Linked DNA regions of Homo sapiens: region 1 is linked to region 2. The links are chromatin loops, found by intact Hi-C in ENCODE. Cell type or tissue: breast epithelium. All regions are shown on one strand. Links, peaks and the distances in the headings refer to the core of each region. The heading gives the core; the rest is flanking DNA. Region 1 overlaps PRKG1 (protein kinase cGMP-dependent 1). Region 2 overlaps PRKG1 (protein kinase cGMP-dependent 1).

Region 1 (15,968 bases), core at 5,938-10,937, 190 kb before region 2:
TCAATAAAATAAAAATAATCTCAATTAAATTCTCCAAGTCGAGCAATATTTTTACTCATGAGAGTAGAATGCTGCTCATTCTCTTATTAACTTGAATCCTGAGGCATCTCATTATATATTTTCTAAATTCTTAAGTATGATCTCATCCCCTGAAAGTTTAGTGTACCTATTGTCATCATTTATATAGGAACAGCAAAACCAGCTATTCAAAAATAACTCAATCACCTTTCTTTTATTTTTTTCCTGAACTGGGACATTCTACTTCATGCGACAGCTAAATTAGCAGAAACCTGACCCAGATGATACAATGACTAGATGAGTTCACAGCTGGCTGTAATCTTATCTCAGAAAGAAACAGGAAATTTACCAGTTACTGTATTTCTACTCTGTTCTAGGCACTTAGTATTTAACTATCTCATTTAATTTTTACAACAAACCTATAAGGTGCATGCTATATTTATAGATGATTTAGTTGATATCCAGAGAAGTCAAATGACTTGCCTACTATATTAACAAATCCTGGTAAGGAGTAGTTCATTCTCAAACTAATGGTAAAATCTTTTGAGCCTAAAGAACTCCAATATCTTGGTTAACATAGATTTAGACAAGTCACTAGTGAGACACTGTACTGAATTTTTAATACTACATTATTTATATAATATATACAAATTAAATGTATATTGTGTATATACATATATGGATATACATATAGAGTTATATATATGCATATATATGAAATATATATTAAATTAAATAGTTGGCTTTTGCAATACATATTACATATTTTTATATATTATATGTATATTTAAATTATATAGGATAATGAATGTAAAATAGAATGAAGACTCTAGATTATATAAAGTATAAATTAATCTCTAAATTTCATCAACATGGGAGAAACAATCACTACGCCAGTCTGTAAATTGCATGAGGAACGCAGGGCAGTCTGTACTGTATACAGTTATCATCAATGTCTAGCAGAGTGCCTGACACAAAAATGCATAATAAACATTTTTAGATGAACAAATAATTGATATGATTAAAACCCAAGCAAAACTCCCAGATTATCTAGAAATTCACAATGATAGCTAGAGGAAACCTGGTATCCAAAGAAAAGAAAGTTGGAAATAAATTAAATAATATAGATAATACTCTACAATCCTATGAATGATTTTTGCATATTGACCTCATGTTTTTCATATTCATGAAATAGCCGGCAAAAAGAATTAGAGGGAATTGTAGAATGAATTATGTCATACATGGAAGAATTTTCTGTACATTGAAAGTGGTTAGTACTTGGATGTATTACTTATGAAAAACATGCAGTCTTCTTTAGACATATATAAAATTAGGGGAAGATATTTCAACTTAGGCTAGTTTAAGGAGGTTTTAATCAGAAGCTCAGTGTGTATAAGGAAGGACCGCACTTGGTTTGCTGATTATTAAAACTGCAGTGCCTCCTGGGCATGGTGGCTCACGCCTGTAATCCCAGCACTGGGAGGCCAAGGCGGGTGGATCACCTAGGTCGGGGTTCAAAACCAGCCTGGCCAACATGGGGAAACCCTGTCTCTACTAAAAATACAAAAATTAGCTGAGAGTGGTGGCATGTGCCTGTAGTCCCAGCTACTCAAGGAGGCCGAGGCAGGAGAATCGCTTGAACCCAGGAGGCGGAGGTTGCAGTGAGGAAAGATTGTGCCACTCCAGTTTCCAGTCTGGGTGACAGAGCGAGACTCTGTCTCAAAAAAACAAAAAACTACAGTGCCTAGAATATTGTCCGACACATAGCAGTTACTTACTATATAGTAAATAAATAATTGAAAATAAACTAAGAAAATAAATGTTCCCAAAAATGCCTTTCAACCCTGTGATTTATATGAAAGGTGAAGGCTGTTAAATTTTGTGCATTGGATTTTGACTAAACTGTTGGGCCACATGAGTTGTATTTAAAATTAATTGCTGAAAATACCTAGGATTAAGCACTGAGTCTACTCTCTACTGGCCCAAAATACACTTTAAAACAATACAGAACGTAGCCAAGGGAAAATAACACTTCTGAACTAAGCTTTAACCTTTACTCAGCTGATTTAGTTCACTTCTCTTTGCCTTTAATTTTTTTCCATGAGAATTCTAATTGTACAAATAGCTTTAGCATCTGTAAAGTGGCAAAGATCAATTAGAGAGATCTATAAAATACTTTGAGCTTCATGAAGAAGAATTGTCTATAAATAGAACTTGGCACGTAATTAGTCATTTCAGTACTGTAAATGAAAGTCGTGTGAATAATTTTTTTAAGTTTCTCTTTTTATACTCTTCTGCATTTAACATAAGGCTGTGAAATCCTTTAGGGCACTTTAATATGCAAAATGCCACAACTTCTTTTTTCTTTGTAATCATTTAATTAATATACTTCTAATACAGCATGGGAGTCAGAAAAATCAGCTTATAGCCAACAAATTGAGCCTTAAGAGAAAGGAATTTTCAATCCCTTTTTGGATTATTATTTTCAGATATTCCTAGTTGGATCCACTGCTTTTAAAAAGATCAGAAGAATTCATGGCTGTATTTGTTAATTCTGTAGGTCTAGGGCAATGAGTAATTCCGGGAAATATTTAAATTTCACATTAGTATATAACCATTAAGCTTTGGGAAATGTTAATATGACATTGAAGACCATGTAGAATATGATCATGTTTTGTGTTTGACACATTTTCCCAAATTGGGAGTATTTCCTTTTCCTTTTTCCCAACAAAACTTTACAACCATCACATAGGTATTCAGGCAGACCAATCATAAAATAGCAGAGAAAATTTAACTTTGCTTTTGAATAGTTTAGAGGGCTGTGATTGAAGACGTTGCTTGGTAATGAAATTGATTTTCCACCTTCATTGTGGGAATTAGATTAAGAAGAAAGCAGTCTGGTGAGATAAGAATAACTCAGTCTGATTCTTCCAAGTATATATTAATAATTTTGTGTGGCCTTTGCTACCATCTTTAACATTTTCATCATGTTCAAATACTTCCTTCTTAAATGATGTTTTGGGGACAGTGAGGGGTGTATGTGAATGAGGGTGTGTAGAAATCAGGTGAAAATAATAAAAATGTGTTCATTGTGAATCAGTTTAAGTCTGAGATTTCACTTTAATTGATTGAAATCATTTCCTTTAGCCTCATCTCCAAACAAAATATTGGTACAATGAAAAATCTACCTGCTTTTTTTTAAAGAATATTATGTCAGTGTCAATCATAGGCAATTCTGAAATGTGTTGTTGCTAAGATGATACATTCTTACTCATATTATTTACTTAGAGACTTTAATGCTCTTAAGGTGTGAAGGCTTTTAGATTATTACTGTATTTATTAAAAACCAAGGGAGACAACAAATTACTTGGGTCCTTACAGTCTTATTTAAGTGATCCTATCCTTTATTGATACATTTGAATATTCAAAACAATGTCCTTATTGTGAAATATTTCTGAACAGTTTTGTCCGGTAACTCTGTCCACGGTGTTAGGATTTCTTCAGATTATGCAACACCAGATACTGCGAGGTTGAAGATGATTTTTTTTTTAACATGGCAGTTGCTTAGATGTCTTTAAAATAGCAATGTTAGGAATCAGAGGGTGAGATTCAGCATTTCAATCAACATGGCAACAATTCTGCAGTCATTTTGTCAAGGGACCCTGTGCTTGCTTGGGGAGCATCTCTACTTGTCAAAACAGTGACTTCTCTACCTCAATCTCTGTGAGTCCATGAGAACGGTAATAAGATGGCTGTGTCCATGATTTTTGCAGTTCAGCTCAGGAAATGTATTTTCTATTTAAGTTGGTTAGTCCATACTAAGCAGTCCTCCAATACATTATCTCATTGAACATACAGCAAATTTGTTAAGTTGTTGACAAAGTCTACAAACATGAAGCCCAGTGCTTCATGACCTAGTTATGACCTAGTTAACTTCAGTGTCTCTAGGATAATATTTTTTACTGTTTCTCTCTTAACAAATTTTCTCCATAATTAGTTATAAAACTAGAAAGGATCATGGTGACAATCTAACTTTATCCTTATTTGTTTTATAGACCAACAGAGGCCCCTAGAGGCTCTGTCTCTCTTAAGATTATGGACATAGCTAAAACTACTGACAAAGCAGAACTGCCATCAGATCTGGCCTCTGCTTTCTCTAAATTGGGCAAATCTGAGATGCATGTTATTAGCTCAAAGCATTAAAGTGGAAAATAAACACACATAACACACAATGATCACTTTGCAATTGTCTTCTAATAATGATTTCCATAGTTTAAACATTTATGTCATGTTTTTAATTTGATAATTGATATGGTTTGGATCTATATGCCCACCCAAATTTCGTAACCAAGTATAATCCCCAAAGCTGGAGATGGGGCCTGGCGGGTGATTGCATTATGGGGGTGCATCCTTTATGAATGGTTTAGCATCATCCTCTCTGGGCTGTTCTCGTGATAGTGAGTTCTCAAGAGGTCTGGTTGTTTAGAAGTTTGTGGCACCTCTCCCCTGGTTCTCTTTCTTGTCCTTGCTCCTGCTATAGAAGACTCCTGCTTCTGCTTTGCATTCCACCATGGGTAAAAGCTCTGAGGCCCCCTCAGAAGCTGAGGCTGTCATGTTCCTGTACAGCCTGTGGAACCATGAGTCAATTAAACATCTTTTCTTTATTATGCAATCTCACGTATTTGTTTATGGCAATCTGAGAATGAACCAATGCAGTCATTATACAGGAAACTGATCATCATCTGGGAAAAATGGTGATTTAAGCCAGGGGTTGGCAAACTTTTGCTAAAAGGACCAAATAGTAAAAACTGTAGGTTTTGTAGTAGTCTCTGTTGGAACTATTCAAAACTGCCATTCTTGGACAAAAACACCATAGATAATACATAAATGAAGGGGTATGTCTGTGTAGCAATAAAAGTGAAATTTCAATTTTACATAATTTTTGTGTGTCACAGGGCATTATTCTTTTGATTTTTTTCAGCCATCTAATACATGTACAATTTATCCTTAGCTCTTGTGCCATACAAACACAGGCAAGTTACTGGAGTTGTCCCACGGCCATGTTTTGCTGACCTCTGATTTAAGCCCACAATTCCATTCTGCCATTTCTGCCCCTGTGTATGTTTCCTCACAAGTGTGGGTGATGTATAAACATTTGTAGAAGGTGAGTCTAAAATGAATAGGGATGATAAAGGAAGTGCTTTGACTATGCTCAATATACTAACACTATGTTTTCTCTTAACAGATTCCTACTTAAAATACTTTTTTGGTACGAAGGCTCACACAAAAGCTGCTCGTTATTTTTCAACCATTAACTTTTGTTTTCCAATTACATTTTTAATGAACAGTTTTTTCAAGAATGCCTATTTAAAATAATGTCATTAAATGGGAGAAAATAGGTTCATATTTAATTGAATTTGTTTTGTGCCAAGTAAACAAGAACAATGTTCCCTAAGGGCTTTAAGCAGATTCAAGAAACATATCTGAATCACCTATAATCAGTATAAAGCACATCACACAAAGGATGAGAGAATGTGGTGCATGTGCACACGAGAGAGACAGAGACAGAGAGAGAGAGAGAAGGAGGAGGAGGAGGAAGAGAAGGAAGAGGAGGAGGGAGAGTAGGAGGAGGAAGAGAAGAAAGGGAAGGAAAGAAAAGAAGAAAGGGAAGGAAAGAAAAGAAGAAAGGGAAGGAAGGAAAAAAAGGAAGGAAGGAAGGAAGGAAAACCTTAACATCTAGAATTTTAGAGAACAAGAACGTGTTTATTTGAAAGTAGGCTCTAAATGTTAAGGTATCTTCCCTTGCACTTCAAAATAATATGGCGTGCATGCAATAAATAAGAAATGCAGCCGGGTGCAGTGGCTCACGCCTGTAATCCCAGCACTTTGGGAGGTCGAGGCAGGCAGATCACGAGGTCAGGAAATCGAGACCATCCTGACTAACATGGTGAAACCTTGTCTCTACTAAAAATACAAAAAATTAGCCGGGTGTGGTGGCGGGGGCCTGTAGTCCCGGCTACTCGGGAGGCTGAGGCAGGAGAATGGCGTGAACCCAGGAGGCAGAGCTTGCAGTGATCTGAGATTGCACCACTGCCCTCCAGCCTGGGCAACAGAGTGAGACTCTGTCTCAAAAAATAAAAAGAAAAAAAAGAAAAGAAATGTGCAGCTTATGAAATGATAAAATAAACTCCCATATACCTACCACCAACCTTAATGTTTAAAAATGTACTATCCAAGTAGAGTAGCCATCACTCTTAGCACTTTTTTTTTTTTTTGAGATGCAGTCTCATTCTGTCACCCAGGCTGGAGCCCAGTGGCATGACCTCAGCTCACTGCAATCTCCTCCTCCCAAGTTCAAGCGATTCTACTGCTTCAGCCTCCTGAGTAGCTAGGATTACAGCTACTCATGTCCAGCTAATTTTTGTATTTTTAGTAGAGATGGGGTTTTGCCATGTTGGCCAGGCTGATCTCGAACTCCTGACTTCAGATGATCTACCTGCCTTGGCCTCCCAAAGTGCTAGGATTACAGGTGTGAGCCACCATGCCCAGTCACTTCGCTACTATTAAACATTTAAAATGTGATTAGCTTTAATTGAGGGGTGCTATAAGAAAAACATACAAATCCAATTTTGAAGATTCAGTACCAAGAAAAGAATATAAAGGATCTCATAATAATTTTTGTATTTGTTAGATGTTGAATGATAATATTTGTATATATTGAGTTAAATATATTATTAAAATAAATTTAGCTTTAAAAATTTGGTTAGTAGAAAATTCTACTTAGATTAGTGCAAAAGTGATCATGGTATTTGCCATTAAAAGCAGCGCTAAAACCTGCAGTTACTTTTGCACCAACCTAATATATATGGTTCACATTTGTCGTGGTTCACACTTTATTTGTATTGGGGCAGAACTGATAAAGATTTCTGAGTCTACCAAGACTTTTGAGTTTTCCAATGTACCCTTCCCTAATCTCCTACTCTGAGGTAATCATTTTTAAAAAATTTAATAAGAAGTTCCTAGCTTTTTACAGTTTTATCACATACATGTATGACTCTAGATTAGGTGGTCTGCTATTTTAAAACTTTTTTAAAAATCTCATTTTATTTAGCTAACACCCTCTGTAAAAACACCAGCTCCAGTGTCTCCTTATACCTACTCCTCATTTCTGACCTTCAGATGTTTTCTTTCTCTCCTACCAGCTCGGCCATGCTTTCTAAAAAATATTCTTTTATCCAGCATTTTCAGGTGTTCTGTACTGTGAAGGACTTCTCTGTACATTAGACCCTTATTACCATATTGCCCTTGTCATCTAGTGGGAATATAATTATGTTTCACCTCCTCCATGCTCTTTGGAGCCAGGAGTTGGCAAACTTTTGCTAGAAGGACCAAATAGTAAAAATTGTAGGTTTTGTAAAACAGATAGCCTCTGTTGGAACTACTCCAAACTGCCATTTTAGACAAAAGGAGCCATAGAAAATACATACATGAAGAAACGTGGCTGTGTTCCCAATAAAACTAGAATTTGAATTTCACATAATTTTAATGTGTCACAGGATATTATATTTCTTTTGATTTTTTATCCTATGGCAAAGGTGAAACATATGACTTTATAAAGACATAGCTGAGGAATGATTGTATGAGATACTCTAAATGAATAACGAAAAAGAATAAAGGAGCAAACATTCTATATTATAATAAAATATAATTCTGTATATATAATAACATAGATATTATGCAGCCATAATATTAGATTTGAGATGATAAAATGTAAACATGTACAAATAATTAAACTAGATAATCAAATTGTCAAATTATCTGTCTAGACATTAGGTGCTACAAGAGTACTAAAAAGAAAAAACAAAAACAAAAACAGTGGAAATGAGCTGAGCTGGATTTTGAAGCATATATAGGAATGAATAAATTGTTAGAGAAGGATAAAAGTCTATTTCAAGGGGAAAAAAAAGTATATGAGTAAGACTTGCTAACTATGAGTTTGTTAAAATGCGTAGAGTAAAATGTGATACTTTATCTTATCGTTCAGCAAAACAATATACATAGAAAAGTGTTCTAGACGTTATAGAGCGATTCAATTTTCTAGCGCTTTAAAGTCTCTTTAACTAAACATTCATGCCAAAGTTCCCGGGAATTGTAATTTAGATCCTAGCAAAGATAGCAGTAGAGTTATACAAAGTCTTTTGTTTCCTTTTCTCTAAGAAGAGTTATTTCTGTTTGAAAGAGGTCTTTAAGCTTGTATTTCAAACAACTCCCGGCAAATATCTCCCTAGTTAAGTAAATGCAGAGATAGCCAATACTAAAATTCATCTGTAAAGTGATCATACTATGAATTTAGCTCCTTCTCGGGTTGTGACTTGAAGAGTTTATGATTCAGTGTTTCCCAGTTGTGATATACTGACCATTAAAACCTTGGAAGTTGGTGTTAGGAAACCCACAGCGTGGTGGTTTATAGCTTGCCGTGCTTTGAAATATTCCCTATCATCCAATTTCAAAAGATACTTCTAAGCTCATGGGAGCAAATGTCATTACGGAGAAGCTTTCAAAATCATCTAGAGATAAAAGAGTCACTCTGCTCAAACAAGGAAAACCCACCACAACAGTGAGCTAGAGCCACTAATCTCATTGTGTTTATTTTAATCAGTACCTCCTCTCATAACAAATAATCCTGATTTTTCATTTGTGGTAGTTATGTAAAAGTTCTGGTTAAAATGTTCATTTGAATATTAGAAAGTCAGTTGATTGTAAGAAAACATTAAGTAAAAATAATGTGTGAATATGGCAAAATGTGAAGACAGCATGCTGATGACTGGGAAAAATCTGTCTAAATACACTTTTTTCCCCAAAGGAAGAATTATTTTAAAGAAAAGTTGGTAGGGCATATTTTAAGACTGTCTATCTTCTTTTGAAGGAAAATCACTTAGCTTAAGTGGAACATTAGGTTTCCTGTTTCCTGTCATAGTTTTTCTAAATTACATTCAGTACAGCAAAAAAAAAAAACAAATTCAGAGGTGAATCCCGAGTTCCTCTGTGCAAGAGAAAAGGCCTTCAAAGTTTAAACAGGCACAGCTATCCTTTCTTCTCGGGGTGGGGGGAAGACAGGGGGTGGCATAACTCTTGCAGAGGGCTAATTAAGTAAGCCCATGTGAGTTACTGCATTAACCATGCAGAGGACAGCCCCAGGTAGAGGATTCCTAACCCTTAGAAAGTAACTCAGAAGTCAATCAATCAACTAGAGAGCATTCAAGAGAATAATTAGAAGCCTTGAAACAATAGTTCCACATATCTTGTCCCCAATGTAAATGGAAATAAGGGAATTCTCCAAACAGGTCATACCTACTGATTAAAATCCATAAAAGTTCTGAGAGTGTTTCTCCTAAATGCACAGGAATTAACATGCAAAGGCAGGATAGTAGCTATCCTGAACTTTCAAATTCTAAGAAAATTCTTAGAATTTCTAAGAAAATTCAGAAACTAAGAAGATTTTTAGTTTGTCCACAACCTCCAAATCTCTTCTATCTCAGTAGATGGCACCACTATTTCCTGACTTTACTTATTTCCCTCACCTCCCATGTCCAATACACCAACAAATCCTGTTGACTTGACCTTCAAAATCTATCCCAAATCCAGCTACAATTCGTCACCTCCATGATACCAACCTATTCAAGGCCTAAGTCTCTCTGACCTACACTATTGCATTGATGTCTTTCATTCCACTCTAACCATCTTACAGGCATTTTATCCATACTGCAGCCCCAGTCACATTTAAAAAAATTAATTCAGATTTTGTTCATTGCTTGAAGCTCTTCAGTGACTTATCATCAGGCTCATATGGAAATACACACTCCTGAATTTTACCTAAGATGCTCTTCCTAAAGACTCTCTAACAATGTCACCTACCGCTCACCTGCTCACTTCTTTATAGCCAGACTCCCCATCTTTCCAATCCTTGGTAATATACTTGCCTTCCTTTCCAAAACACTCTTTTGTTGTGTCTTTGCATGGCAAATCACTCATTCCACTTAGCACTCAGGTTTCTGCACAAATGTCACTTCTTTCTTTCCTGACCCCCCTCACTGAAATAGCAATACAGACACACACACACACGCTCCTCAGTCCTCTTATTTTTCTTCAGAGCAGTATCACTACTGAAATTATCTTAGTTATTTGTTTATATAGCTGTCCTATATACTTCATCAAATTATGAAGATTTAAACAGACCTCATATGTAAAAGCACTTTATAAAGCTCTATTTAAATGTAAGGGATGGTTATTGTAGCGGAGTTTGTCACTTTATAATTCCAATCTAATGACATTATGAAACAAGTCTTTATTGATTTAATTAATTGTAATTATTCTTGTCTCCTCCTAGCCTGCTTTCTTTTTTAAGTAGCCTGGAGATGCTTGCTCTCTTTTTTAACTAGTCTGGAAGCAATTGCTGACTGGCTATTCAGTTTGCATTATTTTTTAGTACTTCCTCTTCCACATAATATTGGTATTACTTTTTCATGCATCCTTAGAATCATAGCATTTTTCTATAGTTTGCATAAGAAAAAATTTAAGCTTTATGTGTCCAGATACATATTTTCAAGTAGTTTATCAAATGTACTGACCTTTCAAATCATGTATGTCTCATAAGAATATCATTATTTATCAGGTTTCCCAGATGTTTGCAATTTTCCTGGTATCTAAACAATGTTAGCATTTTGTAAGCATGTTGTTGATTTCCTATTTTAAAATTATTAAAGGAAGAAATATCACTTCAGCTTTTCTTCATATAGCAGATATATATATTATTAAGCAGAGAGCAAATAGTGTTCTGCAACTCTCGGGTGGGCAAACATAGTGCTCACTAACTTAATTTTCCATAACAGAATTCAACTTTGTCTCAAGCACCTACCTATCCTGCCAGGCTATTCCAAATCACACTCTTGTTATTAAATCTCCTATTTTCCACATTTTGTATTGGAGCCATTTGCCCATATGAGTTTCAACTGAGGTGACCGTCATCATGGTCACCAATGCCTTTTGCTCTTTATTTTCCATATTGAAGACACAGAATCCTTTGTTGATATTTTGCCTGGGTCCCATGTGCCTTAATGCATCACACAAACTTTTCCATCTCCAGTGAGGCTGCCAGGAAGCCCACACAGCCTGCCAAGAACCGTCCCTCTCTTCTCACACACGACCTTCCACCCACCCCAAGAAATTTCCTTTTGTCTGATGGGAAACCCTTTTTCCCATGTGTTTTTGTTGAAGATGTTTGTTCTCTGTGCTGATTCTGTTTCTCTTACCAGTTCTGTAAGTGCTCTAAATCTCCTTATGGGCCCGGGGTTTGGAAACACAAAGCCAGAGTGAATTGCAATAAATTTCTATTTTCTGTCCTGCCAGATCTCTCCGTTGAGTCAGTGAGCACAGGGCCAATTTTCTGATGGAATGGGGGTAAGAAGAAATCATAAATACAAAGAGGAGAAAAACATAGGTTAATAGCACAAAATTGAAACCTCCATAATGGTTTTCAATTTTACTCCTCAGTATAAAAATCAATATAGATCACAAAAATCACAATTACTGCTGTTGAGCATCTGCCTTGTAAATGGTCCTATTATAGCCCTCAATGGTTTTACTCCTTCCTTTTTGTTTGCCTTTAAATTGAAGTATGCAATAAGCTTGTAAAAGTCACAAATTTAAAGGAACTATGGTAACTTTTTAAGATAATCTTGACGGTAACAATCAGCATTTTCATGGCACTGTATAACTGTATTCATTAAGTAACAAAATAAAACACTGAACATAATAGGTACATAATACTGAAGCTCCGGTTGTAGAATTTCTGCTTCATTGAATCTCATGTGTGGTTTCACTCTGCAGAAATAAGAATACCTGGAATAAAAAATAGAGACCTTCACCCTTTTCAAACTGACCTATTATTTTAAACTCTATATTTAATGTAATGTATATATTTTTATACTAGAGCAAAGTTGCCACTTGTCAAAGTCCTTCAAGTTTAACCTTTGTGAATAGAGACATTGTTTCGGACTACAAAAAGAATTCTTTTTTTTTTTTTTTTTTTTTTTTTTGAGACCGTCTCACTCTTGTCCTCCAGGCTGGAGTGCAATGGCACAATCTCAGCTCACTGCAACCTCCACCTCCTGGGTTCGAGTGATTCTCCTGCCTCAGCCTCCTGAGTAGCTGGGATTACAGGCTCCCGACACTGTGCCCGGCTAATTTTTGTATTTTTAGTAGACACGGGGTTTTACCATGTTGACCAGGCTGGTCTTGAACCCCTGACCTCGTGATTTGCCCGCCTTGGCCTCCCAAAGTGCTGGAATTACAGGCATGAGCTACCGTGCCCTGCCAAAGAATTTTTTTAAAAAAATGACAGTCAGGACACTCGATTTCTGCTAGTCCCAGTCTGCTAGAAAGAATGTACTTTTACAAAAACCAGTTCATCTCAATTTTGCTCACTATGTTAGCAGAGTATGTCTCACTTGTCTACTTTCTTGTTTGTTTCTTGAGCTACCTGTTACCTCTCTCAGTGAGGGAAGTTAAAGCTGCAGCAGGAGCTTGGAGAGCTTTTTCAACTGGTTGACAGCTCTTATTGTCACACCTTAGTTCATACGCTATCTATAGGCGACTATTGTTTCAGTGGGTTGTGGTTTATAAAGTGCTAACAAGGCTTGAGACATAAAGATACTATTATTTCAGGTGACACTACTTGTTATGAATCTGCAGCTTCTCACATCCCTGACTCTTGTGAAAATACTCCATATACAATTTTCCGGTCTGTTTCAGCTATATCATTTGACTTCCCTGAAGTATGGGACTTCATGAAAGCGTGATTCCCTTTCATTCCAACTCCTGATGTGATTTCCAAGTGAATTTACATTATTTTACTGTATCATTTTACATTATTTTAATATCTTAGTGAGTTTTTAAATCAGCAGTCATGCCTCAGCTGAATCTCAAGGGACATTATATGGCCACCAGGAAAAGCTAGTGCTAATTAAGTTTTTCTCTGGATTTCTCATTACTGACAAACAGCTCTTGACTTCACAAAAACACCAGTGGCTTCACAGAAGTAGCATCCAGTAGTTGGTCAATGTTATTTCTGTGGTTGCTATAACCACATAAGGCAGCTCTTTGACCCCTGAGGATCTTATCCCTGGCCATTCCTGTTTGAGTCAGGGATATACACTTTTCCCAAATTTATTGACTTTATTAAGTGGACAACCACCTAAATCAATATCTCTCTCTCCTTCTCCCTCTTTCCCCTCTCCCCTTCTCCCTTTCTTTATCCTCTCTCTTTTTTTCAAATTTGAGAGTCCATGATTGGGTATTGATGAGCAGGATAGCTTGGGGGCAAGAAACCTATTTATTAGCAATGACCTAATGTATGAGCATAGAAAGAAAAGACTGAGGAAAGCCAAAGATGGAGAACCTGACAGTTCCGAGAAAATATGACTGACCTCAACCTGTGAGGCTTTCATGTTCTCAAATGACACAGAAATGACTAATTTTCTTCTGTTGAATTTACTTGAGTTAGCCTCAGTGGATTTCTATTTCTTGCAATGGAAAGTTAATCAGTACAATTGAAACTTTAGTTTATTAAAAGTTATTTTTAAATGCATTTATCAAATATGGATTTTTCCTTTCAATAAAAGTAATAGTAGTTTTGCATTTGGCAAGGAATTTAACTTTTTCACAATTCTTTTACATCTGTTATAGCCACAGAAGATAGAACAACTGCTTTCCTCTATTTGGTAGATGAAGCAAGAGTCTGAAAAGATCAGATAATTTGCCTAAAATCTCACATAAAACTAGAGGTAGTACTGGAACTAAGTCCCTGACCCTCAAGCATTGATTGTCTTCAGTGATGGCCTGAACTTGCTTGTAACAGTTTACCAATTCTGCACCTGATATCAACTTAATTTCGTGTTCAGTTTTCAGTGACATTGTGCTGACAGCTTGAAATTAGCCATGGTGGGAGTATTTATGTCACAGAAATCAGCGAACAATTCAACTAAAAGCTTTAAAAAAAAAAAAAAAAGCCAGTTTTCAAACATTTACCACTTCCTCAAACAAACTGAATATTTTATAAAATCATTTATTATATATTCTGGAGCCAAGGGTATCCATGTATCTTTAAAGCAAAGCTGAAAACTCTTAATTTACTTTTAATTGGAACTTTACAATTTTTCACCAGGAGAGCTTCCAGTTGTGGGTGAAAACCTGTAAATTATTGCTGGAAAACAGTCTTAGAAAAGTTGTTCTGTCTTAGAATCGGAAGGTTACAAGAATTGCCAATTTTATCTAGCTTAACCGTGATATTTCACAGATGAGAGAACTAAGGGCAAGAGATGGGAAATGATTTGTCCAAAGTCACAAAGCTACGGGAAAGGAAAAGCATGATTCAAACTCGGATGATCTTCCATATAATCCAAAGTTGGGTAAAATTTATGCTTAGGAAGATCAAGGAAATAGGATTTGGGCCAAAGAAAGAAAAGAGAAGGCAGAAGTCTACAATCCTAGTAGGCTCATAAAATCCCTTATGAATAAGACTGAGAAGGGGATTATTAAAAGGGATTTCCAATACCCAATTAAAGTTGTAATTGTGCAGGTGTATTTGTTCATTAATGTATATGAACAAAGTGATGTTTCTGGTTATTAAAATATACAATCAATAAACTTACAAACTCAATTTCATGACTAATTGCTTGTCTATTAAATGCAAAAGATATTTTGCATAATGAGAAATTGCCAATATTCAACAAGGAGAAAATGAAAATGAAAGGCGGCTCTGGGCTGGGCGCGGTGGCTCACACCTGTAATCCCAGCACTTTGGGAGGCTGAGGCAGGCGGATCATGAGGTCAGGAGATCGAGACCATCCTGGCTAACATGGTGAAACCTCGTCTCTCCTAAAAATACAAAACATTAGCCGGGCGAGGTGGCGGGCTCCTGTAGTCCCAGCTACTCGGGAGCTGAGACAGGAGAATGGCGTGAACCCAGGAGGCAGAGCTTGCAGTGAGCCGAGATCACGCCACTGCACTCCAGCCTGGGCAACAGAGCGAGACTCTGTCTCAAAAAAAAAAAAAAAAGAAAGAAAGAAAGGCAGTTCTGCCCAGATCATGGTTCATGGTTGCTATTGTGTGATAAAATAGCCAAGAATGACAAGAAAAAATGTATTTATTTTAAAAATAAGTAGTGAAGAAGTGAATAACTAATTTTATCTAGGAGGATTGGTGAAATATATTACAGGTTTTTCTTGATTTAATATATTTACCCCTTCAGAATAAAACTTGGTTTGAATGGTATATTGCTCACTTTATTATACATAGATCTCTGTAAATCAATATCATGCCAACCAACAAGCAAAAAAAGTAGTTATCTGGTTTTTGTCAATATTTTAAAAAATAATTGATGTACCCTTTATGAATATGAATTATCACAGAAAAATAGAAGTTTTTTGGGAAAGGATAGGGGTACTTTGGAAGTATGCCTTTGAGACTTGAGTGTGGTGTGTATAGTCAATCTATTTTATTTAAACAAAGTTTAAACTCACTTCTCAATGGTAAGTCAGTATACTGATACAATTGGTCTTTTATGGATAGGTAATATTATGTGGTGTGTTCTCAAAATAAAAGTGGAATTCAGCACAGGAAATGTTAATATATTACAATTCAGCATCTATTTTCCCCTTCTTCTCCCTATGCAGTATTATCTCTGTTTCCTAGTCATAAAAATTGCCAAGGTAGAATATAACAAAAATGACATTAAATGATCAAATGTGTCAGGATCTTTATATTTTACCAAGCAAACTGCACCAATCAGAACTTAAGTGAGACTTTTTTAAAAAAGAAGACAGGAAGTAAAGAAGAAACCCAATTTAAAGTGTTTTGTGTCTTATGATCTGATTCACATCAAACAAGTTTTG
Region 2 (15,968 bases), core at 4,914-9,913:
ACAGCAGGTGTCTGCAAATGGGGAGGCAGAGATGAGGGAGGGAAGGAAAGTGTTTGCATCCCCACCAGGAAGGAAACTTACCTGACACATTTCGTAGCAGCAAGGGTTTGACAATGCTTTAGGATACTAAAGCTAGGATACTCATTATTCAACTAAATGTTGAATTTTATATATATCAGCATGTATTTTATAAATACTGAGTATATACTCTGTGGAAGGTAGGCACACAGTTGAACAATATGGGAGTTTAAATGTGAACGAAAATGTGACTTCTCTTTTCAGTAGTACTTTCACAGGAAACTTTATCATTAGCCTTTCTCTTGAACTTACACTGAGGATTTATGGTGCTCAGATTTGAGTCTCTGGCAGAACAGCTGTGCCTGCAAGGAGTTTCCCTTCTGTCAGACAAGATAGAGAATAGACGATTTGAGCAGACAGCTTCCAAATGCATTTTTTGATTTGTTTGATTTCCTGAGAGGTATATAGAAAATGAAAATGTAACTGCTGTTCATCCATTGACCCTCTTTCTGAGGTTCAAGATGAAAGATTTTTTTTTTCTTTATTACTGAGAAAAGCACTGTCCCCGAATTCTATCTACCTGTACATACTGAAGATAGGGATTATGATTTATAGTGGCATTCCACTCAAAGTCAGCATAACACTAACAGCTCCTCACACACCCCTTCATCTAGAAGCAGAAGCTTCAGGCAAGCCTGCTCTATGGATAGTACATTGTTGCCAGGCCATTGATTCATTGAGCAGCTAATGGTCCTTTCACGACCAGAGTTCTTAAACGTTAACCTTAAAGCGTAATTTCTTGAGAACAAATTTAAGTACCACATAAGTAAACATAGAACCAAGTTTATTACTTAAATGACTACGATTAAATTTAAATATCATTGTGCTTTAAGCAAATGATGCTATCAGTTTCTTCTCAAAAGTGAAGCATGATAACTTGCTAACCGGGGACAGTAGAGTCAATGTGCCTGTTGATGCCATGATATATCGTCCTGTTTTGGGGGGGGCGGGAAATATTTTTATTTAATTTTCCTTTTTGTTAATAGAGATGGGGGTCTCCCTATGTTAGCCAGGGTCTCGAACTCGTGGCCTCAAGCAAGCCTCCCATCTCGGCCTCCCGAAGGTGCTGTGATTACAGGTATGAGCCACTGCGCCCAGCCAGTGGGGTTTTCTTTTTTAAAGACGTGAAAGACTTACAATTCCCCTTTTGGGCTGGTCAGTGACTAGCTGTGTTAATTATGTTATTTGAGAACTTTGCTTCCTAAGCTGACCTTTTTAATTTTTTTTGAGATGGAGTCTCGCTCTGTCACCCAGGCTGGAGTGCAGTGGTGCAATCTTGGCTCACTGCAAGCTCTGCCTCCCGGGTTCATGCCATTCTCCTGTCTCAGCCTCCTGAATAGCTAGGACTACAGGCGCCCGCCACCACGCCTGGCTAATTTTTTGTATTTTTAATAGAGACAGGGTTCATCGTGTTAGCCAGGATGGTCTCGATCTCATGACCTCGTGATCGACCCGCCTCGGGCTCCCAAAGTGCTAGGATTACAGGCGTGAGCCACTGCGCCTGGCCTGACCTTTCTTTTTCATATACAGTCTCCTAATTTTTTCTCTTTCTCCTGTTTCTATAATTGTTGCCCACTATGTCCATTACTTTCTGACCTCCTTCTTTTACTGAAAATATAAGTGTGTATGCTTCCTGTTGTCTAGGTAGAGGAGAGTTATATTCTTCTAGAAAGAATTGCACCATACGAAACTGAAGTTGTCTTGCCTTTAGTTCCCTCCTCATGGCTCCAAGGCAATTCTGATTGTTTATCTCAAAGCTGTAGCATTTTTTGTCTACTTCCTTTGGAAGACACCAGCACTTTTCCTGTGTGTAGGAGGAAGCTGTCAGTGATTGTGGGTGGTTGGGTGAGAAACCAGATAAGATGGATTGTTGGAAAAGTTAAATTGGTGGAGAGTGTTTGAGCTGTGGGTGAACTTAGAAGAAAACACTTTAATAGATAGATCCAGAATGGCAAAGACTGCAATAAACCAGGGGGGTAATGAGTTTACATTCTTTTCTTCTTTTCTCTTTAAATAGTCTTTCCATATACATTGTAGGGAAGGAAAAATATATTTTCCTCACCCATTCTGCATTCATGGCTGAGGTTTCTATAATAAACAGATGAAGCAGAGGAAAGCGTATAAATTTAATGACTGTAAGTTTTATATGATACAGGAGCCTTCATAAGGAAATGAAGACCTGAAGAAACTGGCAAACATGTGTAATTTTATGCTAAGTTTGATGAAGATTGGATAGTCATGGAGAAATATGAAAGGAGGACAAAAGTTTGTGATCTAACCATAGTAAACTGGGGGAAACTTAGCAAAGCCTGTTTGTTCAGTTTCTTCTTGGCACCTCTGTGTCTCCTTTCCTCTGAGTATAGAGAGGGCACCTCTTACATGGTCTTATGACTTGCTTCAGGGGAAGATCAGAAAGTCCTTACTAGATTTTATGACATGGTTCCAGAAAGAAAGGTCCAGAGAAGGTGAGAGTGATCTTCCTGTTTCTGCTGTTTTCTCAACTGCCAAGGTGCCATATTTTGGGGAAGTGTGTTCTAAACTCTATTGACGTTTATCTATTACAGTTATTGTCAAGTTTTGATGCTTATTTGCAACACTATTTGGAAAATTGAAGATTTAATATATAGCAGTATCATTATACAACTCTGTCTTTTTTATAAATGTTGACTCTAAAATATTATTCCTTTTTTTTTTTTTTTTTTTTTTTTTTTGAGACGGAGTCTCGCTCAGTCGCCCAGGCTGGAGTGCAGTGGCGCAGTCTCGGCTCACTGCAATCTCTGCCTCCCAGGTTCACGCTATTCTCCTGCCTCAGCCTCCGGAGTAGCTGGGACTATAGGCGCCCGCCACCACGCCCGGCTAATTTTTTGTATTTTTAGTAGAGACGGGGTTTCACCATGTTAGCCAGGATGGTCTCGATCTCCTGACCTCATGATCCACCTGCCTCGAATTATTTAATCCTCATCCTCACATAAGACAGCCATGTGAATCCAAACAATTATTATTAGAATTACAATGCCATCCCATGCTAAGTGTTTTACACATAACTGCTCATTCTACCTACACAATAACTCTATGAGGGTTTTTTTTTTTGATGGATGAGAAAACTGAGGCACAGTTAGGGTAACTAATTTTCCCAGGGTTATACAGCAAGTAAAAGCCAGAGCTGGAATATAACTGTCAGCGGTTTCATTAAGGAAAATCATTAACTCCTAAAAGTTCTGCTTTATATTTTTCTGCACTTAGAATACATGTTTTATTCCCCCAAAGGAAACATTCTATTAAATTTCACCAGCAGCCACATTTTCTAACTTTTCTTGCCTTGTCAGCTTCCTGTCAGTTTTGTAAAGAAATGCAGCATAAAACTGACAGGAAAAAATTCTGAAATCTGTAACTACATGACAGAATACTGAAAATTTTTTGCAAAGGGTTATTTTGTCATTTATTGTATAGCACTTAAACCAGAGGCCAGTTGAACAGGTGATTTAATAAAAACCATTTAGCTAATATATTATTTTGCCAAGAAAATTTATTGTGTTGAATTCTTTTCTAATTTTTGATGGTTGCTTCCTTATTAAAACAGAGTGCCTACCAACTCTAAGTTATTTCACATAGGGGAAAAGTAAAGCAGAAGAGGTAGCTATTAATTTAAGCTGTTTTACATTTACACTGTCATTCAAAAGAAAGAAATATATGTGGAATAAGATATATATGATTCTTTGGTAAAGAAAAACACGTAAAACAGCAGATTTCATGTTTAGATGTTCAAAAGGCATTATTTTTAAATAGAGTATTAAGATGGATTGAACATTTCCTAGCTTTAGAACTATGGAAGTCTTTTGCAGACTCTAAAACATGATGCACACCTCAGGCTTCCATAAGTTTATGTAATGCAAGTGATTGTGTTTAGTGTATTAGTATTGGGTCAGACAGGGCAGCAATATAATTATATGGTTTCTAATATCTTTTAAGAAAAAGGCATCCAAACATTATTTAGAATCCCAGATGTTATTTAGAATCTAAAAGAGCTATTTTAATTCAGTAGATCAGTGTTCACTGTTGTTTTTATTTATTTTTTATTTTTATTCTTATTTTTATTTTTTTGAGACGGAGTCTCACTCTGTTGCCCAGACTGGAGTGCAGTGGCATGATCTCGGCTCACCGCAAGCTCCGCCTCCCAGGTTTGCGCCATTCTCCTGCCTCAGCCTCCCGAGTAGCTGGGACTACAGGCGCCCGCCACCAAGCCCGGTTAATTTTTTGTATTTTTAGTAGAGACGGGGTTTCACTGTGTTGGCAGGCTGGTCTCCATATCCTGACCTCGTGATCCGCCCACCTCGGCCTCCCAAAGTGCTGGGATTACAGGCGTGAGCCACTGCTCCCGGCCTATTGCTTTTATTTTTTACACTTATATAGGGCTTACCATATTGGATGACCATAGTTCTCTTTGTAGAGAGGGAAAGAGTGTCTACAAACTCCATGTAAACACCATGGGAGAGGCATGAGCTACTGTCCTGCAGCAACCTTCAATCAGGTGGGAGACTTAAGGCACATTTATGACAACGAAAATAGTAGAATGAAAGAAAGATGGGTAGTTTAAAGGGGTAGAATTTTAGGAGAGAAAAAGTTCCTTTATATCTTGAAAGATAGAAGGAAGAGATGTAGAAGGCAAAGAAATGACCTAAAGAGGAAGATGGAGGGATGTGGTAGGTCAAAATTTTTGTGTACTACAGTATGTACCAGCCATTCCAGAGAATGTCAGATATGTCACCCAATGGCCATGACACTTTCCTGTGGTCACTGAAAGACTGATTTATCCTTCTCCTTATCATCACTTGGAGCAGTAGTTTTGAAAGGTTGGAAGGTATCATTCATTGTTTGTACTCACGAAATGCAGGAAACAACCTAAATATATATTAACAGTGAATTAGATAAGTGAATTATATTTATTAGAGCTGTATGTCATAAAAATGTATCCTTTATTAGAGAATTACATGCAACTATTTTAAAAATGAGAGTAATCTCTATGTGTTCTTATGAAATTATCTCTTATAAATATATTTAATGAAAAAGAGCAAGGGACAGGACAGTGTTACCGTATGCCACTATTCTTTTTTTATTTCCCCCCGTGGGATGTGCATATATATATATGAGCTGTTCATTGGTATATTCATAAAGTATTTCTCAAAGGATATCTAAGACACTAATAATAGTTTCCTGTGTGTAAGAAGACTGGAAGATGGGATAATAGGGAGGTTTGGTTTTTTGTGATATGCTTTTATTTATTGTTAGACTTTATTTACCCTGTGTTCCTCATCACCTCACTCCACAAAAGCATTTCATTATATACAACTTAGATTTCATTTTTCTACTGTTTTTCAAGCTTCATATATAAACAAATTTACAAATTATGCAAGATTTCTTAATCTAATTAGCATGTGTCAGAAATCTCTATAGGAACTCAATAGAATGAAGATACCTGGGTGTCCTCTAGGCAGGTTAAATAAAACTCTGGACAGAGAGCCCTGGAATCTGCATTTGGAATGAACATTTGGAATCAAGTCCTCAGGGGGTATGCAGACTTCACTTTGAGAAACCCTTCATTTGAACATGATTACTATGATTATATTCAAGTGGAGGGCATTAATGTGTCCTGAAATGTAACTGTTCTATGGAATAGAAGGTGATTCAACAGTCTAAGCAATAAACATCTGTTAAAAATAGCAGTTATTATTGTCACTATTGTTACTATTCTAGATCTCCTATCCTGTTGACTTCCTCCCACATAAAGGGGACATATTGCCATTTTTCTATGATTGCACCAAGATTCACCCTGCCTTATATCTAAGGGGATGATGTAAACGGCCCTGATATGGAAAGTCAGAATGAAAAAAATGTTTGAAAACTTTTCTTAGAAAACTTAGATGTGTATTACTAAATTTGATGATGTCCATCAAAAGTGTTGACATTTTTATATGTGATTGTGTGAACTTTACTTTCCCAGGCCTTTCCAAGCTTGTCATTAGACGGGTGGGTCTTAGGCATTCATAGACATGGGGATTATTAGGATGCCAAGCCGTTCTATATTCTCCTCCCAAATCTCACTTCCCCCAAATGCTGAGGCTTCTTGCTATGTGGATGTCAAGCATCATAATGGTTCCATATTCTTTGCTTTGCAGCGTGATGGTCCCTTATTACCCCTTCTCCTGGTGAAATGAAACACTTCATTCTTTCTTTCTACCACCTGCTGCTACTACTGCTTGCTTCTTGCCTGTTCCTATCTGCTGCTCTTGTGGGGAGTGGGAGAGAATTGACCTCACACAGCTTCCAAAAGCAATTACATCTTTTATTTGGCTATCAAGCCGAAACCTGGCTCTTTTAGTTTACAGTCCGTCACCCCTGTTTTTGATAATTGTACTGGAGGATATTTGAGTGTCTTCATCTAGGCTTACAGTCAAACATAACATTCTCTGCCATTCTAAAATCCATGTCTCAAAATTAAGCCCAGGTATCTGGACAGTCATGTACCCCAAGACCTCTGAAGTACCTGGTGTTCTGGGACCTAAACATCTGTCCACAGTCTTTTACAACATTTTACTTAAAGTGTTTCCTGGAAATAAGTTCCCTGATCACTTACCTTAATAACCCAGCACTCCCAGAGTGAGCATACAGATTAGCCTCCAGGTTCGTACAAACATGGGCTTAAGATTGAATTAAAACAAGTTCTTCATTGCCTGATTTCTGGTTTTGTCTCTCTCTTGACCTCCTTTGAAGTGAATGTAGGGCAGTTTTGTTAATAATATTGCTGTTTTTTCTGAGATGGAGTCTCGCTCTGTCTGTTGCACAGGCCAGAGTGCAGTGACACCATCTCACCTCACTGCAACCTCTGCCTGCTGGGTTCAAGCTCTTCTCCTGCCTCAGCCTCCCAAGTGACTGGGATTATAGGTGCAGGCCACCACGCCCGCCTGGCTAACTTTTTGTATTTTTAGTAGAGATGGAGTTTCACTATGTTGGCCAGGCTGATCTTGAACTCCTGACCTCAAGTGATCCACCTGCCTTGACCTCCCAAAGTGCTGGGTTTACAGGCGTGAGCCACTGTGCCCAGCCAATAATATTGCTTTTTGCAAAGTATAAAAGTCTTGTCAGGATTGAGGGTGGGAGGGAGTGGCAGGCAATGTGAACACACTGGTGGGCAGCGGAATTCCAGCTGGTTCTTCCAGTAAGGAAGCCGTGAAAGCACCCTCAGGTCGACGTACCCAGGTCTGAAAATAGAGCAGAGCAAGACTTAAGACTGGGGAAGCAGATGGAAGACAAATACCAGACATTCCCCCTCTTTGCAGTCTCCTTTCTCTCCACCTTTTTTGTCTGGTTTTGTTCCTGTGTAGACATGAGCTCTGAGTAACAGCTTAGGCAACAGTTTGGGAACTGTTTGGGAATTAGCTTTGGCAACTGATTGGGAGACCAAAGGAAGGATTTGTCAAATAAAGCTAGGGGATGCAGAGCCAAGAGGGCAGCTAATTATTTTTGAAAACTAGTCACTGTGCTGATTTAATGTAAAGGTGGCTTTGTGCTTAACTCCAGGCACATCCCTAGATTACAGTATGAAATTTATGATCCTCAAGTAAGAAGGGAAGCATCTTTAGAAATGGAGAAGTAATGGGCCAGGTACTGTGGCTCATGCCTGTAATCCCAGCACTTTGGGAGGCTGAGGTGGGCAGATCACAAGGTCAGGAGATTGAGACCATCCTGGCTAACATGGTGAAACCCTGTCTCTACTAAAAATATGAAAAAGTTAGCCGGGCATGGTGGCATGTGCCTGTAGTCCCAGCTATTCAGGAGGCTGAGGCTGGAGAATGGCGTGAACCCGGGAGGCGGAGCTTCCACTGAGCTGAGATTATGCCACTGCACTCCAGCCTGGGCGACAGAGCGAGACTCTGTCTCAAAAAAAAAAAAAAAAGAAATAATGAACTTATCATCAACAGCACAGACAGCACATTACAAGTCTTCTATGAAATTTAGGTCTTCATTGGTTTCTGCCTTGATTATTACATTATAATAGTTTTCTAAATCATCTTTCTGTCTCAGGTTTCTTAGTCCTCCCCTTCATTCATGTTTATGTATACACTCATTAAACATTTAATTATTTCTTGTGCACTAGACATAGTTCTGAGCGCTAGGTGTTGTGAAATGAAGCCCGTCTTCTCCTAGAGTTTACATTCAAGTGGTGCTGGTGGTGGGGAAAAACAACAAATTGATATAGTAAAATAACAATAATGGCTACTATGTAAAGAATATAAGAATAACTGGTTACTTTGGAATAGGTGATCAAGAAAGCCTTCTCTGAAAAGGTCGCTTCTAAGCTGAGTACTAAATAAAAACCAGAAATAAGAGTATTCCTGGCAGAGAACACCTCATGCAAAGTCCAGAGGTGGGAACAGGGGAGCAGTCCAACAAGCTCAAGTGAAGACCAGGCCAGTGTGGCTATGCTACTGTGGGCCGGGGAAGGCGAGAGTAGGGAGTGAGGAGTGATATGAGATAGATGCATCAAGCTAGGTGCATTAGATAGGCTTTGTCAGAAGGCTAAGGAGTTTGGATTTTCTTCTTAGATTTTCTTCTAAAGGGTAGCCATTGGGGCATTTTAAGCAAACAAGTGACACATAGAATTTCTATCTTTGAAAGCATGTTATAGAATAAATATTCATGAATCATAGTGATATAAGTAAAATGTTTGAATAAATAAATAAATGAGGAAGGAAGTACAAATCTTTCTTACAGATAAACTCCTAGGCAAACATCATATGTTCTCACTTCTTTGTAGAATCTAAAAATCAAAACAATTGAACCCATAGAGACAGAGAGTAGAAGGATGGTTACCAGAGGCTGGGAAGGGTAGTAGGGGCCAGGGGTGAGGGGAGTGGGGAGTGGAGTAAGGATAGTTAATGAGTGCAAAAAAAAAAAAAAGTTAGAATTCCTAGGCCAGGTGTGGTGGCTCATGCCTGTAATCTCTGCACCTTGGGAGGCCTAAGCAGGAGAATGGCCTGAGGCCAGAAGTTTGAGACCAGATTAAATAACAAAGGAAGACTATCTCTACAAAAAATTTTAAAAATTATCTGGGCATGGTGGCAAGTGCCTGCAGTCCTAGCTACTCAAGAGGCCCCTGAGAAGGGAGCATCACTTGAGCCCAAGGAGTTCAAGATTGCAGTGAGAAATGATTGCAAGACTGCATTCTAGCCTGGGAGACAGAGCAATATCCTGTCTCAAAAAAAAGAGAGAGAGAGAGAGGGAAATTCCAAGCAGTAAATATAGATCTTCCCTCCTTGAGGAAGTGGAGCTTAATTCCTTGCCCTTTGAGTGTGGGCAGGTTTTAGTGACTCACTTGCAATGAACAAGAATATGGAAAGAGAAAAAGCAGTAACTTTATAATGGAGAAACCTGGGAGACACCACTAGTACCAAGTAATGAAGGTTAATGTTACCCAACATGATCTGATAAGAGGGATATTTTACTTCTGTGATAATCATCTCCCAAATTCATAATCATGAGAAAACAAAAGACAAACACAAATTGAGGGACATTATACAAAATACCTAATTAATGTTCCTCAGAACTGTTAAGTCAATGAAAATCAAAGAAAGATTGTGTAACTGTCATAGATTGGAGAACACTAAGGAGATACAACAGTTAAATGCAACACAAAATCCTGGATTAAATCCTCAAACAGAAAAAGGATATTAGTGGAAAAACAGTGAAATCTAAATAATGTTTGTAATTAGGTTAATATAGATGTACCCATTTTTCAGCTTTGATAAACATACCTGGGTTGTGTATGATGGTAACATTGGGAAAGCTGGGGGACAGGAATACAGGAACTCTCTATAATATCTTTCAGAACTTTTCTGTAAATCTAAAATTATCCCCAGAAAAGTTTAAAAAGAAAACAAATAAAAGAGAGGATTCTAGCTTCTCTGTGATGATTAAACTGAGTTTGAGGTTCAAGAGTGAAAGCAGAGAGCCCAGTAGGAGCTAGGTCTACTGGAGTGGTCCAGATGAGAGATGATAACTGTGCCCAGAAGGCTCTTAGATGATGGGGGAGATGCTGGGAAGGGTACATATTTGAATTGTTCTGGAAGTAGCCAAGAAAAGATTTGGGGATTGGCTGAATGGAATTGGTATCACAGGGAAAATAGGAGAGAGGGGCGGGAAAAGAGAAACTGTAATGAGTTATTTTTCGAAAATACAGATATAGTCATGTCAATTCTCATTTCAGAAATCTTCACTACCTTCCCCCTTAAAGTGTAATAGAGACCACACTCTTCATTCTGACCTACAGGACCTTCCATAATTCATTCCCTGATTATAGCTTCTCGTATCTTACCATCTTACCTCCTACACACGTTGCTCCACATGCAGACATTCATACCTAAAAGTTCCAATTCTGAGTCATTTCAGATCCTGGAAGGGTTATTTTCACCTCTTAAAACACCAGAACATGCTCACTATCTTACTATCTTGCTAGTTAATAACAATAATAGAAGAAAAAAACTTTTCTGGGCTTTTACAGCCTGTCATGTCCTGTGCGAAGAGTTTTACCGTCATCACCACAGTAACTCTCAACAATATTCCTATGACGAGAGTGCTTTGCTTTTCCTTTGTCTGCACTTTGGGAAGCTGATGCTTATGGGTGGGATGGCTTTATAATTTATTGTCCAAACAGAAAAGGAGCACTGTGCATACTTACCTTGGAACAACATGTGCAACTGGGAAAGCCAGGACACATGGTCTTACTAGTTGGTGTAAAATTTGCCAAAGTCCACAAAATTAGCAAGTGACACAGCAGAGCTTTAAATTATAATATTTTAGAACACACACTCTTAATAGTTATAATGATACTCTCTTGGTAGTGGGTTATGAGTTTGGTTAATGACTAGACCTCTCTGAGTGGTATGTTCCTCGTGGATACAAATGGTGTTGCTGAGATATTGATTACTAAAGCACTTAACTAATAAGATGATGGTTAGTAAAACAACATGGCTGGGGGTGTTGGCTCACACCTGTAATCCAAGCAGAATTTTTTGGGAGGCAGAGGTGGGAGGATCTCTTGAGGCCAGGAGTTTGAAGCCAGTTTGGGCAACATGGGAAGACCCTGTCTCTACAAAAATAGACAAAAAACCAATTAGCTGGGCATGGTGATGTGTGCCTGTAGTCCCGGCTAACTACAAGGCTGAGGTGAGATGATCTCCTGAGCTAGGGAGGTTGAGGCTGCAGTGAGCCCATGATTATGCCACTGCACTCCAGCCTCTGGGTGACAGAGCAAGACCTATTAAAAAAAAAAAAAAAAAAAAGAAAAAAAAAGTAAAACACTTAACATTGGCAAACATTCAATAAATGAGTACCTAGCACATTATTTTGCTGTTAGTTGGTGCTGGCTTTTTTATAGGTTTTATTAAATGCACTCATGTACTTCAAGGCAAAGAATTTGATTGACTGGCCAAAGGGGTGACCAGGAACTACGTGGAACCCAGAAGTAGATTTTGGAGAATGTTCCTCAGTAACAGAAACCTTGCCTTCTTGCAGTTGCTTCAGAGCCAGAGCCAGAACTAGAGAAATCTTTGGTAGAAAAGTGCGGTGGAAATCCACGTTATTCACCACAGTAAACCGAACAGCTATCCTTGGATCTATTACTCCAAGGGAAGCACAAGGTATAAGGAGGCTCTCTTTAGTGCACGAGGCTCACACTCTCTGATACCACTTGCTGCTAATATAATTAATAAGCATATATTTTCTAAATATTTTAATCTGCTGTGTAGCCCAGGCAGTATAGAGGATATTATTATCATAACCAGTGGTATTTTCTTATATTTTCATGTTCCTGTGTGAAATGGCAACTCTAAATATCAACCATGGATGTTTTGCTGAATTTTCAGTCTATAACCATGTACGCTAACATGATGCATTTTCTCCAGGGACTGCCTAATAATTCCATTTAGCTATAAACATGCATTTTTGCCTTGCCTTCTTCAGGGAAGGATTCATACTTTAACATTAAATTATTCATTACAGGCAGGGTGCGGTGGCTTACGCCTGTAATCCCAGCACTTTGGGAGGCTGAGGCAGGTGGCTCAAGAGGTCAGGAGTTCAAGACCAGCCTGGCCAAGATGGTGAAACCTTGTCTCTACTGAAAACACAAAAATTAGCTGGGCATGGTGGTAGGCACCTGTAATCCCAGCTACTCGGGAGGCTGAGGCAGAGAATTGCTTGAACCTGGGAGGCGGAGGTTGCAGTGAGCCGAGATCGTGCCACTGCACTCCAGCCTGGGCAACAGAGCAAGACTCTATCTCAAAAAAAAAAAAACAACAACATAGTTTTCAATTATGGCTGTTTGCCATCACAATTTTCTTCTGAAAATCTTTCATGTGATTTGTATTGTTATAATTTAAACTGTGGACAATTTACCTTCTATTTGCATGACAACATACCTGGTGCCTTACTTAGTATGGAGAACATAAAACACCATTCCTGTCCACAAGGAACTTCCTGAATGATTATATTTATTTATCATATATATATTTATTTGTTTTATATTATGTTGATACTTATTAAGTATCTACTGTTTTATAAGTGTCTTTACATGGAAAATTTATTCATCTTTTGCAATAACCTTATGATCTAAACAGAGCTGTGCCTATTTTATGTATTACACCAACATTCAGAGAGGCAAAATATTTCACCTCTATGGCAAAGAAAGCATTTAAACCTAGTTTATCTCTGGCTCTAAGGCATCTATTCTTACTGGAAAACCATAGTTTGTTTTCATGGAACAAGTAGAGCAGTAAGAAAGCATACAAATACATATATTTATATTTAGAATTCTATCTACATTTTTCAATGTTGATAGTCAAGGATTATAAAAGCATTTATAGATACAAGAGAGAGTTATCTCACTGCTAAAGGACTGATTAAATGTTAAATCTCAGTCTCGCAGAAAAGTTCATAATCCATGTAAAATAAACAGGTAGAATTCTTCTGCCTACTTGATCTCTCTCCAAGTGGAAGGATTTACCCAAATGAACGTGTTCTCTGTGGCTCATCCAGCCCTTTGTTTAGAAGTTTTCTTTCATGAAAGTATGATAACATCAGGTTTTGGCTCTTTTATCTTCTTTTGTTATTGAGAAAATTATGTTAACCTGTTTAAACTGAATTTGATGTTTTTGTCATAAGTGGTCACCATACCACTTTCTGTCTGAAAGGTAGATATGTCAAGGTATTATAATAATCCTGATTAATTGAGTTTATTGCAGCACTGTTCACAATAAGAAAGACTTGGAATCAACCCAAATGCCCATGAATGATAGACTGGATAAAGAAAATGTGGCACATATACACCATGGAATACTATGCAGCCATAAAAAGGACGAGTTCATGTCTTTTGCAGGGACATGGATGAAGCTGGAAACCATCATTCTCAGCAAACTAATACACGAATAGAAAACCAAACACCACATGTTCTCACTCATAAGTGGGAATTGAACAACAAGAGCACATGAACACAGGGAAGAGAACATCACACAACAGGGCCTGTCAGTGGGTAGGAGGCTAGGGGAGGGATAGCATTAGGAGAAATGCCTAATATAGATGAAAGGTTGATGGGTGCAGCAAACCACCATGGCATGTGTATATCTATGTAACCTGCATGTTCTGCACATGTATCCCAGAACTTAAAGCATGACAAAAAAAAAGAAAAAGTTATCTGATGGTGCCAGTCAATCCCAAGACAAAATCCCAAACACCAACATTCTGAATGCTGCAACCTTGAAAGATCAAAATATTTAACATAAAAAATCCTGAAAATCACACTCCAGAAGATTAAAACCTCAAATGTTGAAATCCTAAAAGATGAATTTTGGAGAAGAAATTAATGTATTTTCTGTTGTTTGCAGAATAGTTGCATCATATTAGTTGGATCATGTTAGGTGAAACTATTATCTTGTTATTGTCTTTATTTGGAAACTAAGTATGGTTTAAGGAGTTTCGTATGGGTTTCAACTGATAAGGGGTGGACTTGTGGACTTAATTTTAGGTGCCAACTTAACTGGATAAAAGAATACCTGTAAACCCAGTAAAGCATTATTACGGGTGTGTCGATGTGGAGATTAGTGTGTGTGTCTGAGTGGACTAGGTGGGGAAGATCTGCCCTCATATTTCCAGTATTTCAAAGATCATAGAGGGGGTAAAAAAGCAGGTGAAAAATACAAGAAATCTCCCCTGCCAAATTATTCAGTTGTGTACACTATCAGTCTCTTTACACACAGGACCATGCTTGCTTTCCAAAAACACCTTTTGTCATAGGATAAAAATAATTCAACAGGCTCAGTGACCTTCTGCACTAAATATATTTGCTGATATGGAAGTTTCTCCCGTGATTATAATGTACATAGATGGTGAACTATTCTTGGTTAGGGATTTGACTTTGGAAGAAGATAGATTTCCTATATTTACCACTAAATTTATCATAGACAAACTAGTGCATGCTTCATTTTGGCCAATGGATGGCACTTTCAAAACCGTCCCTACTGTTTTTCTTATCAACTCTGCCTAATTCATGCCCTTATTGGATCTGAAAATTCTAGAACTTATTTACTTCTTTTAAATTTTTGAATAATGATGATTATTATTCTTTAAATTGAGATGGGGTCTCACTATATTGCTCAAGTTAGTCTTGAAATTCCTGGACTTAAGTGATCCTCTTGCTGTGGCCTCCAAAAGTGTTGGGATTATAGGCAAGAGCCACCGTGCCTGGCTTCATTCATGGGTTTTTGTTTCTCGAGACAAAGTCTCATTCTGTTGCCCAGGCTGGAGTGCGGTGGCACTATCACAACTCACCGCAGCCTCAACTTCCTGGGCTCTCAATCCGTCCTCCTGCCTCAGCCTGAGTAGCTGGAACTACAGGTGAGTGCTACCATGCCTGGCTAATTTTTGTACTTTTTTTTTTTTTTTTTTTTTGTAAAAATAGGGTTTTGCTATATTGCCCAGGCTGGTCTTGAACTCCTGGACTGAAGTAATCCTCCTGCCTTGGCCTCCCAAACTGTTGGGATTGCAGGCGTGAGCCACTGCACCTGGCCTCATTTATGTTTTAATGACTGGAAAAAATCAAGCACTTTATAAACATTTATTTGAAGATTTGGTGGACTTGCAGAAGAAAATGAATTACAATTGAATCCCCAAACCATAATGACAGATTTGGAATTAGGTACAATCAAGGCTTCTAAAAGTGAATTTCAAGGTGTTACCAATAGTTTGTTTTCTCCATTCAGCCCAATGCATATGGCAAAAAATTCAGATGTGTGGATTGCCACATGATATGGCAACAACGAAAACTTCAGTTTAAAAATGTTTCAGGTGTCTGCACTGGCCATTTCCTTCCAGCTGATGGAATTTTAGGAGATTTGAATGAATTAAAGCTGCATTTGTCTGAAGAAGCCAGTGAAGTTACTGACTAGTTTGTAAATAATTATGTGCATGGTAGGGTAAAAAGACACTTAGGCAACTTTTTTTTTTTTTCCTTTGGTCAATCACTAGTATTGTTTCCACCAAATTTGTGGCCTGTATATGAGTCCATGCTTAATGGATTTCTGCATACCCAAAACAAAATAGAAGCATGGCACAGAAGATGGGAAGATTCGATAGAGCATGCTTATGTTGGTGGATATGGAATCATAGAAGAATTTCTTTTTTCTTTTCTTTTTTTTTTTTGTGGGGGTCGGGGACAGGGTTTCATTCCTGTAGCCCAGGCTAGAGTACAGTGGCATGCTCTCGGCTCACTACAACCTCCACCTCCTGGGCTCAAGCGATCCTCCTGCCTCAACCTACAGAGTAGCTGGGACTACAGGCACATGCCA

Evidence for each region. Peaks named below come from ENCODE experiments on the same cell type or tissue, not always from the same donor. Only the 100,000 strongest peaks of a DNase experiment are listed, where the experiment ranks them.
Region 1: it touches region 2 in a loop (13-fold over the local background); 1 of 110 quality-filtered maps calls a loop at or near these places.

Annotation. Positions count from the first base shown.
Region 1 is chr10:51,519,551-51,535,518 of GRCh38, forward strand. All of the region lies in intron 3 of PRKG1 (protein kinase cGMP-dependent 1), which reads left to right. Among named protein-coding and RNA genes, the nearest start is that of CSTF2T, 170 kb to the right of the region's middle. In breast epithelium, for the core only: no CTCF peak of the experiment used is centred there; no DNase peak of the experiment used is centred there; H3K4me3 peaks cover 842 bases; H3K27ac peaks cover 726 bases.
Region 2 is chr10:51,709,819-51,725,786 of GRCh38, forward strand. All of the region lies in intron 3 of PRKG1 (protein kinase cGMP-dependent 1), which reads left to right. Among named protein-coding and RNA genes, the nearest start is that of CSTF2T, 18 kb to the left of the region's middle. In breast epithelium, for the core only: no CTCF peak of the experiment used is centred there; no DNase peak of the experiment used is centred there.